Regions from separate parts of the Mus musculus genome. Here region 2 is linked to region 1. The links are chromatin loops, found by intact Hi-C in ENCODE. Cell type or tissue: left cerebral cortex. All regions are shown on one strand. Each heading gives the region's core, and the rest is flanking DNA. Links, peaks and the distances in the headings are about the cores only. Region 1 has its middle 24 kb from the start of Gm33981. Region 2 has its middle 35 kb from the start of Gm33897.

What was found. Hi-C counts contacts between places; a loop is a spot of excess contacts. Peaks named below come from ENCODE experiments on the same cell type or tissue, not always from the same donor. Only the 100,000 strongest peaks of a DNase experiment are listed, where the experiment ranks them.
Region 2: it touches region 1 in a loop (2.2-fold over the local background); 3 of 42 quality-filtered maps call a loop at or near these places.

The regions. Positions count from the first base shown.
Region 1 is chr10:96,932,566-96,937,956 of GRCm38, reverse strand. No RefSeq gene overlaps it. Among named protein-coding and RNA genes, the nearest start is that of Gm33981, 24 kb to the left of the region's middle. In left cerebral cortex, for the core only: a CTCF peak has its summit at 3,143 (motif pointing right); a DNase peak (open chromatin) is centred at 3,140.
Region 2 is chr10:96,748,523-96,753,913 of GRCm38, reverse strand. No RefSeq gene overlaps it. Among named protein-coding and RNA genes, the nearest start is that of Gm33897, 35 kb to the right of the region's middle. In left cerebral cortex, for the core only: no CTCF peak of the experiment used is centred there; DNase peaks (open chromatin) are centred at 2,148 and 2,843.

The DNA of each region.
Region 1 (5,391 bases), core at 89-5,088:
GAAAAGTAAAAAAATAAAAATAAAATCTTGAAGATCTTATAAGTGTCAGAATAAAGAATGTAAATTTTAGCCTGGGAGTGATGCCTTTAATCCCAGCATTTGGGAGGCAGAGGCAGGCAGATTTCTTAGTTCAAGGCCAGCCTGGTCTACAGAGTGAGTTCTAGGACAGCCAGGGCTACACAGAGAAAAACAAACAAACAAACAAACAACAACAACAACAACAACAACAACAAAAAATTCCAGTGCTCATGGAAAATTTATTTGTCCTTTGTAAGAGTTTTTATCCTATGAAAGGGAACCAATACATTATTGTTTGCTTTTTTGCTTTTTGACAATTAGGACACAGACTTGTAGGGGAAAAATTCAGTGGTTACAAGAAGCACACTCTAGGCCAATGACTCTGGATGAAAGTGGAGGTCTAAGGAACCTGGGAAATGGAAATGGGTCAGGACAATTGGGGAAAGCATTATACCTAACTGATTAATTGGAAACCTGCCTCTAAAAGAAGTAGGCTACTGTGACTGACCCTGGGGTCAATGGAGCTATTAGCTCTTTGTATCTTTCAGGGACTTGCCTCCCTTCTTTCCTCTTTGAGTCCCAGGTTACCATGAGTTGCATCAAGCTACTCCCAACACATCGCACAGGCAGCAGATAAATCAATGAGATATAACAGAGACTATTTTCTACCTAACTCTAATCCATTCTTAAAGTGCAGCTCCAAAGCCAAGTTTCTCTAAGCTTTCTCAATCCCCAAAGCTGAGAATATAAATGTTATAGTCAGAAAGATGATAGATATTTTTTAATCCATTTCAAATGCTGATCAACCTGCTACTGATCTTGAGAACTGTACTTTCCCGAGTCTCAGGTGATTCCTCTCACAATCCTCAATCAATCAGATTCATCTATGATTAAGCAACAGTATTCCCTTTCTCACTGCACCATGCTGGGGGAAGTTTCATCATTTTCATAGTTCATATAGTGGACTTTACATACACATGATTGTCTTGTCAATGCAAACTAGTCTTCAGTAATAGTAGATGTATATCCTGTAGCCACATTGTATCTTAACAATGAATGCTTCATGTATGATCACTGTGACAAATTAAATTATACCTTTTTTTTTCTCTATGGAAAACAGTGACATTTGTTTCAGAGTGCAAAATAATCCTCTCTCCCAATTGGACATGCAAATGATCAACAGCTATATACAAATTAGCTCAGGATCATAGAAATACAAGTAAAAACATACAGTAATATAACTCTTTATCATCTTAGACGATGAAGTAACAATCTTTTTTAAAGGCAACAAAAAGTATTGGTGAAGGTATAAAAGAATTTTGTCAGTGAGTACGTGATGTGATATAGATGCCAGGCAAAATAGTGTGGGCAGCCTGCAAGCAAAATTAACATGTGACCCAGATATTTCACTTCTGGGTATGACCCATCTGAACTTAAAATAACATCTCCAACAGAAACTTGTTTCCCCTGTTCATCATAAAGTATTCACAAAATCCAACAGGCAGAGAAAACATAAGTATACACTCAAGGATGAATAAATAAAACTAAATATGTTACACACACACACACACACACACACACACACACACACACACACACTTTTCATCCTTAAAGAAGAAGCATTTAAAATATTTAACACTGCTGGAACTTGAGAAAATCATGTTAAGAGAAATTAACAAAAAACAAATACAGCATGACTTCCCTTCTATGATGTACTAAAATGTATTGGGCTGCATTTAGTCAACATCTCTGCCTTCACTATAGCAGAAACTATCATTAATATAACAACTTTAAATGTACCAAACAATACCTCTGTCTCTGGAGAAAGAAAAACAATCAGTATTCAATCCCAACCATGTGAAGACTTTTCACCTTCTTAAGTCCTAGGCTATTAAAATTGCAGGGCACCAGAAATATCTTCATTCCTCCAAGTACTTTTTAAAAGTACTCAATGTAAAATTTAAAACCAATTACTAATCACAATAAATTACCAATACTATTTTATTGTGTAAACATCAAATCTAACTGAGTAGTCTGTTTTAAAGCATGCAGTCCTTTCCATTTCGGATGAAGAATTAACTGTTTGCCTTTGAGCAAGGTACAGGTTTCTGGTGACTTTATTTACTCAGACACCAAATGAAGATGTTAATAGCAATTCTTTCCCAGTACCATCAAGAAAGAGTGAGGCAGTACACATAATCACCCATCTCACTCACTATAATTTATATACTTACACACTAGGTAAGAATACCAACTGCAGATAATTTTGTATGTGTGTGCTTGTGTGTGTGTGTGCATGTGTATATGTGATGTATTTATTGTGTATATTTTTCTGTATCTTAATATCTTCTTATGAATTATTTTTAAGGCATGGCTTTTAAAATTTTTAAACTTTTGTCAAATTTGGTCACATTTTGCTATTCTCGCCATTCACACAGTAATGACTATTTTTAAAGAGAAATTACATATTTTTTCAATTCTCCCCTCATTCTAACTTCAGTAGAATGGGTTGCCTATTCTAAGCTCTCTTTAAATATGTTTGAATAAATACCTATAACATTAATGTTTAATGCGATGCAAGTATTTCATTTAAAGATAAGAGAATGTTTACATTTCTATTCAACAATTTCAAGTTCAGACTACCTTAACTGGAATAGCTATATCACATTTGCCTTGGGGAGCAGGTGGTGGGAAAACTTCCATTTGCAGAACAGTAACAATCAGAAAGAAACATTATAAGGGACAGACAATTTGTTTATTATGATTTCTTACTTCATAAGCTAGCAGATTGAATTCTAAGCTTTCAAGCCATGGACTTCTGTGCTGGCCTTCATTCAGTCAACATCTCTGCCTTTGCTTATACCTAACTAATATCACAGATTTAACAACTATATGTGAACCAAACAATGCTTCTGTCTTTGGGGAAAGAACAACATTAGCATTCACTTCCAACATCCTCAAAGTGTTTCCTGTTTCCTCTCTCCTCTTATAACACACACACACACACACACACACACACACACACACACACATACACACACGCACCTACACATGCACACTATACACATAACCACTGAAACCATGCGAAGTCCATCTGGCCACCAGAGGGCTTCCCTGAGAATGGAAAAGCCCAGAATACACTCCTGTCTGAATATCTGCCTGGTTTTGTCCAGAAGGCAAGTGTGTGAATTTTAAAGTGTGAAAGATGCTGCCTTCCAAAAACCAGAATCTTCTTCGTGTGAACAAGATTTCTATAGCTGGTGACCTTCCTTCGGTGGGTAAAACAGTGTAATGCCAAACTGAGATTTGTTACAATTTCATTCACTAACTGAATTTAAATTGCCATTTCCCTTCAACAGCAACTGGATATCTGTGATTTTAAGAAAGTTATTTCTCATTATAGGAGATAAAAAACATTATACTTTTTAAAGTATACCTTTACAGATATGTTGAAACAATTTGTGGGTAAAACATGATAATGTTTGTGGTTATTTTAAATATATATATATATATATATATATATATATATATATATATATATATATATATATATTGTGTGCCTCCAAAGGCTAGAAAAGGGAGACTTTGAATGTTTTCATCATAAGTGATAAAGTTTGATGAGATAATCATGTCTAACCTCATTTGTACCTTGCATAGTGCATCTCTATCAAAATAAGACATGGAAGCCTCATTCATGTATATAATTTTATTTTTGCATTTTTTTAAGACAAGGTCATTCCGTTTTACGTGAATGGCTTTAATCCTTGTGCTCAGTGCGTCCTCTTGCCACAGCTTTCCCACCTATGCATATCTCCCTGAAATAAGCTCAGATGCCATCTTACTCTATGTGATAGCTATTCTTTGTTTGATTACACCTGGAATTACCTAAAACCCTAACATGGAGGTGCATACCAGTAAGGGAATTTTTGCTTAAATTGAGGTAGGAAGATCTACTTTTAATCTGGATCTTTGAGATAGGAAGTCACATCTTTAATCCAGATCTTTTGAGCTGGGAAAACCCACCTCTAATTTGGCTCATGACTTCTGATGAAAGCCTACATATGTACATGAAAGAAGGAAGCTTTTTCTCTTTGCCTGCTTGCTCTCGCCTTGCTAGTATATCCATTCCTTCACTGGCACTAGTCCCTACTTCTTTAGGATTCCAGTGGATACCGAAGACCACCTGAGATACCCAAGCTTGTGGACTGGGCAATTACTGGATTTTTTGACTTTCTGTTCACAGCAAGAAATTTTTGGATTAGCTGGACCACATCCTGTAAGCCATTTTAATAAATCTCATAGATAGATAGATAGATAGATAGATAGATAGATAGATAGATAGATAGAGATAGATAAATGATAGATTCATTCTATACTTTATAGAATCCTGACTAATACATTGTGTATCAGATAAAAATAAATTTAGGATGTGAAAATGGTTTTTGCTTTTGTTTTTTGAGATAGGGTCTCTATATTCTTATGCTTCTTTGAATTTGCTATGTAGCCAATGCTGGTCTTAAAAGACCCTGATATAGCTGTCTCGTGTGAGGCTATGCCAGTGCCTGGCAAATATAGAAGTGGATGTTCACAGTCATCTATAGGATGCAACATGGGGCCCCCAGTGGAGGAGCAAGAGAAAGTACCCAAGGAGCTGAAGGGGTCTGCAACCCTATAGGTGGAACAACAATATGAACTAACCAGTAGTCCTAGAGCTCGTGTCTTTAGCTGCATATGTAGCAGAAGATGGCCTAGTCGGCCATCATTGAGAAGAAAGGCCCCTTGGTCTTGCAAACTTTATATGCCCCAGTACAGGGGAACACCAGGGCCAAGAAGTGGGAGTGAGTGGGTAGGGGAGCAGGGCAGAGGGAGGTATGGGGAACTTTTGGGATAGCATTTGAAATGTAAATGAAGAAAATATCTAATAAAAAATATTTAAAAACTGGCAAATCTAATGCCTTACAAACCAAGAGTTCTAGGATGAGAGGCATGCCCAACCATGCTCTGAATTTTTTAATTTAATTTGAATTTTAAGAACTAGAGAAAAAATATATTGTAAGAAAGAAGAATGGAAATTTCAAGGGAGAGCAGAATTCAAGTACAGTCATGAGCATTATATGCAGTGTTCTAAATAACCATAAGCATTTTTATATTATACACTGGTGTAATGATGCTATAATTAACATCACTGAGAATGCATGAAGATCAAAATCTTAAAATGAATATCAATTGTAAATATAAGGTAAGTTCAGAGGTCAGAAATATTGATTTTTTTATCTCATTTAAGTTCTGTTTCATACAACAAATATGTTTGAAAAAATCAACAAATTAAGTATTTGGAATTATATGCTACAAAAATTTATAGTCATTAAATAT
Region 2 (5,391 bases), core at 203-5,202, 180 kb after region 1:
GTCTTTCACTTGCCTGTCCCTCTGTCAGTACTTACTATAAAAACACAGGTTCTCACACCACAAATGTCTGTAGAATTCTGGAAATGTCTGGATTCCGACTTGGTCTTTCTTTCCTAAGACACTCCAGGGGTTAATGTCTGGACAGTAATCAGAGTCTGGCAGTGCCCACCCCACACATAATAGGCATTGTTGTGCTTTAGAGTTTGTCTGTTTTCTCTGGCAGGCTTGACTCCTTGGAACAGATTCTAAAAGAGGAAAGGAAAAAGTCTGTCTGCCTTTTTTTTTTCTTTCCTTTGTTTTTAATATGCACATTCAACAAAAGCATGAGGACCATCATAGAAATGTTATTTGCTTGGATTTCCAGGAAAGTTGGGGAAGGTGATAACTTATCAGTTTAGAATACATTTACCTCAAAGGGGAATGAGTATTCGTGTGTGTGTGTGTGTGTGTGTGTGTGTGTGTGTTTGTGTGTGTGTGTGTGTGTGTGTGTTTGTGTGTGTTTGTGTGTGTGTGTGTGTATGTGTGTGTGTGTATGTGTGTGTGTGTGTGTGTGTGTGTGTGTGTGTGTGTGTGTGTCGGAGGCATCTGTAATATCCGAATGTGACTGCCTTCTCGCTCAGATAGGAAACAACACATTACAACTGTATTAGCTGATGAGTGAACTGTGGCTGGCCCATTATCTGCATAGAAAATCCATTAGCATGACGTTATTAATGTGCCTGTTCATCAGCCTTCCCAGGTCACTTGCAATCTTGCGACATGTTTTGTCATTCACACCTGATAGGTTTCCAGATGTTTCCATCTGCAAGCACGTGAACATGTCTTACTAAGTCACTGGGACAGCAAAATCCCATGACAACATATTAGATTCCATTTCAGTGGGGGAATGACAAGGTTTCTTGTTTTAGTCTTTGGTTGTTGTTTTTCTTTTTTTCATGAGGCAAATAATGAAGTTGGCTTTCAGTGGCTGATATTTACAGATGTTTTCGAATGTTTAATCTTATTTTCTGTAGCTTCCCTGTCACAGACCAGAGATAAGCATCTTGGGGAAGCCACCTGGTCCATGGACCATTCTTGGATGGACCTAGGCTAAAGAAGAGAGGAGCTAGTTCCAGGCTTCGCAAGTCTCCCTGCCTCTTTCAACTCCTGGCTTCTGAACTGGGTTCAGGAAAACGCCCGTATCCATATAAGAACATGGCACAACCTAGACTCAGCCCACCAGCTTTGGTTTGCCACCCCAAGCTACTGCTGCTGAAAGTGGTTAATTATAATGACAGCCACCACTGACTGACCAGCTACTCTGCCATTCCTTTATATTCTCCCACTGTATTCACAGATTAGACGGCATTGTTTGAATTCTCCAGGTTACAAAAGATGCAATGTAAGAAAATTAAGAACTTATTTTCATTCAATTTAAAACATGAAAGATGGTCCTGAATCAAAACAATGGGTCTCTGGGCTCAAATTATATGGTGTGTGTGTGTGTTTTATGTAGATTATCTCATGGTTGTGGAGCATACACTTTCCTGACTAAGCCATCTTCCCAACTCTTGATACCTTATTTTAACAGTTACTTTCCTCTGAGTATGTAGGAGAGCACTGAATGGCAAACCAGATCTTTTTTATGCTACAAATACTTCTTGAGTGCTGCCCCTCTGCTGGGCTCTGAGTTTTGAGCAAGTCTTCCACAGAGAGGAAAACACAAAGATACTCACACTCATGGACAGTGAGCATGGACTTCAGAATCGGTGTGAAAAATAATAAACATAAATACAGCAGAAAGACAGGTGTGGCTGCCCACAGGGGGACGGCAGTGTGTGGGAGAAGACAGCAGGCTGTCCTTTAAAATGGCCGAGTAATGTTCACCATCAGCAGAATGTGACCACACCACCACCTACCAAATAGCAAATCCTGGGTTTTTATGGTTCTCTTGTCACTACAAGCAGCCTTTCGTCCTTGAAAGGGAACACGGGATGTCTTGTGTCGGGTGTTCTATTTAAGTGCATAAAAAGAAATGTTATTCTTTCAAAGCCATTCTGCCCTTCCCTTCCTCTTACTGGGTGAAAATGCTGAAGGCTTGGCAGCTGGAACAATGCAGGGATGGGAGAGGGGAGAGGAAGGAAACACAGCTTCGCTCTGCGGGAGACTGAACAAGGGTGAAGCTGCGGCCCCGCCCCTTGGGTCCCTGGGCGCCCCGCCCTCCTGGTCCCCTGGGATGCCTGCTGAAGGGAAGGAAGAGGAAGTGCCTGCCTGCCTGCCAGACACTGCCTCCCCCTCTGAAAGTAGAGTTTACTTTTCTCAAGAGCTAATAATGTCCTATTACCATAGATTTGGATTTCGCTCAGATTCAAAAAGGAGAGCAAGGCGTTCTTCTTCAAATGTGAAGTGTTTCTAGACTTTTAGAGAAAAAAAAAAAAGGCATCCACATAAAGGCTACTGTTTTGTATATAACATCTTTCCTGGGTATTCCAGAAAAGAAACAACGTGATAAAAAGAAGCATTGCTACACAGGTTTCCTGTGAACGTTGATTGGTTTTAAGAGCTTAGGGGAAAAAAGGAGAGAAACAAGAAGAAATGATTTCAACAAACTAAGAAAAACGCTCCAGTAAACGCACTATGAAAATAGGCAGAAATGAAATCTGGTTCTTGGTAATAATATTATTAATTTAAGATATCCTTAAGCAACAAGTTCCTTCAAAACATTATGTAAGCTTAGCGTTAGGAGGACTAATAAAAACAATCCTACGGAAGACCAGAAGAGGTGGAGGGTCAAGTCTGCTTGCCTGGAAAGGCTAGCAAGCAGTTCCCACATTCTGCCACCAGCAATGACATAATTGTCTGGGATGACTCACGCTACCAGCTACTGTGCAGTGCTTTTCCAGAAAGAACCTGAGCAAACCTTTGCCGCATGGGAGAGAGACTATTCTCTTCTTATTCAATAGATAAGAGGAATGATCAGACTGGAAGTGATTTATGCAAGGCGAGTAAGGCTGGATTTGAAATCCTCAGCCCTTTCTCCCTTACTTTTCCTGTATGTTCCTGTCTCCATACTCTCTTCAAAGAGTATGTACTTGTCTTATGACAGAATAATTCTTTTGTAGAATCCGAACGTTGTATGTTTACTCTACTGAACTGATTTCTTAAGCCACTTACTCTAATTCTCAGGATAAAGTCCCCTAAGAACTATGAGGAGGTCTGAGTCCTGGGGGGGGGGGGGGGGTGTCTGTGCTACGTTCCTTGACTAAACCAGACTGGAGGACATCTAGTAGTGAAGCAGTAGAAACTAAACCTCATCTTCGCCCTGCCTCATTCACACCCCTCTAAGAGTTCTCTGAAACATAAGGGGTAACAAATCAAAAGGGCTAAATCAAAGCCAGCATTTTGTAGACTAGGTAATTAGGGATGAGAATTTAACAAGTTCCTTCACTCTATTCTGACTTTGATATTCCTTTGGAAAAACAGAGGGGGAGGCAGTCAGAGTTTAGGGAAAATGGTTTCTTCCTTTGTATGCAAAATATTTAAATGAGTATATACTATACATAATCATATTAGTGAACATCTAGAGTTATAAGGCAAAGTCATTGGAGAACGGGAAATTATTTTTCATCATAAAATATCTATCGTCACTGCATTCCTTTGTAAAGTAACTTGCCTGAGACTGTGGGATACCATTTTTTTTTTTCTGTCCAAGCCAAAGAAGACAAGTACTGGGAAATGCAGTACACAAGTGCACAGGGTCAGAACAGTCTGAGCATTCGGGTCAGGCCCTCCCAAGGCCTCTTTCCCAAAATAGCATCTCCTTTTACTTAAATCAAATGTGTTCACTCTTTTAAAAGATATGTATGCTATTGACTTTTCCGTTGATGGGATAAAAGCATCATAATCAAAACCAAGTTATAGAAGAAAGTTTGTTTTGTACATAGAATTTCAGAGTGGGATTCCATAACTGAAGTGAGGGCAGGCTAGCAGGAGCGAGGAGCAGGATGCTGTCTGATCACATTTTTCACCCACACATAGGAAACAGAATAAGAACTGGAAACAGGGTGAAGCTATAAACTCTGAGAGCCTGGTCCCAATTTCATGCTTCCTCCAGCAAAGGCCACACCTCCTAAAGGTTCCAGAACCTCCCTAAGCATTGCTACCTACTGGAGACCAAGTATTTAAATATATGAGCCTCTGGAGGGCATTTCTCAAACCATTCCACGCATCACGTACAACAAATCTTCCCAGGTAGTCAACTTGACCATCTGTGTTTCTGGGAAGAGCACTAATCCATGTGTGTTCTTTGGTATGTGTCAGAAATACTTGGAGAAGCTCTCGACTTGTGTACTTGGGCACCACTACTGGAAACTCTCATTCATTATCCAAGGGAAATTACCAGCATCTAAATTTTAATCAGTCTTCCTGATACTCCATGAGCTCACACAGGTGTGTATTCATGATTGTCGAACACACCTAACTCTGAAAACCCCTGGACTATTCATCGGAAAGTGATAGTTTCACCAAGTTGAAGGAGACAAGAAAAATAGTTCCCAGAACAACTTGGACACCAAAGGATCATTTTTGGCCTTTTTAAGATGTAAATTGATATGTCCTCTGCCTTCTAAAGACAAACTAGGACGGTAGCTTTTTAATATGTGTGGTTTGCAAGATGCATTAAAGTCAAGTGGTCCACTGAAACCCATCCCTTGGACATATCTGTCACATCATGTTGGCCCTGAGCTGGCCCTCCCTCCTTCCAGCAGCCTCCTTATTTCCACACCGCAGTTTCTGAAACATAATTCCAGATAAAGTTAGCGCACCATCAGATGTCTGGTACTCATATGACTCCATTTTCTGTTGCTCGAACAGCAAACATTTATTTTCAATAATGTTTGAAGCTAGAAATTCAATTCCTCAGTTAAGAGTTTTCCTTACTTCCCTCTCACTCTGCACTCCCACAGTGAGAACAGGAAGTGCAGGTGTGGTGCTATTAGAAACAAACAAACAAACAAACAAACAAACCGGGGGCGGGAGGGCTAGAGAGATGACTCAGCAGTTAAGAGCACTGACTGCTCTTCCAGGAGTCCTGAGTTCAAAGCCCAACAACCACATAGTGGCTCACAACCACCTATAATGAGATCTGTCTCCTCTTCTGGGGTGTCTGAAGACTGCTACAATGAGCAGGGTGGAGCAAGCTGGGCCATAGCGAGCGCTGCAGAATTGGCTCAGCAGTTAAGAGCACTGACTGCTCTTCGGAGGTCCTGAGTTCAAATCCCAGCAAACACACGATGACTCACAACCATCTGTAACAAGAACTGATGCTCTCTTCTGGTATGTCTGAAAACAGCTACAATGCACTTACATATAATAAATAAATAAATCTTTAAAAAAGAAAAAAGAAAAAAAAAA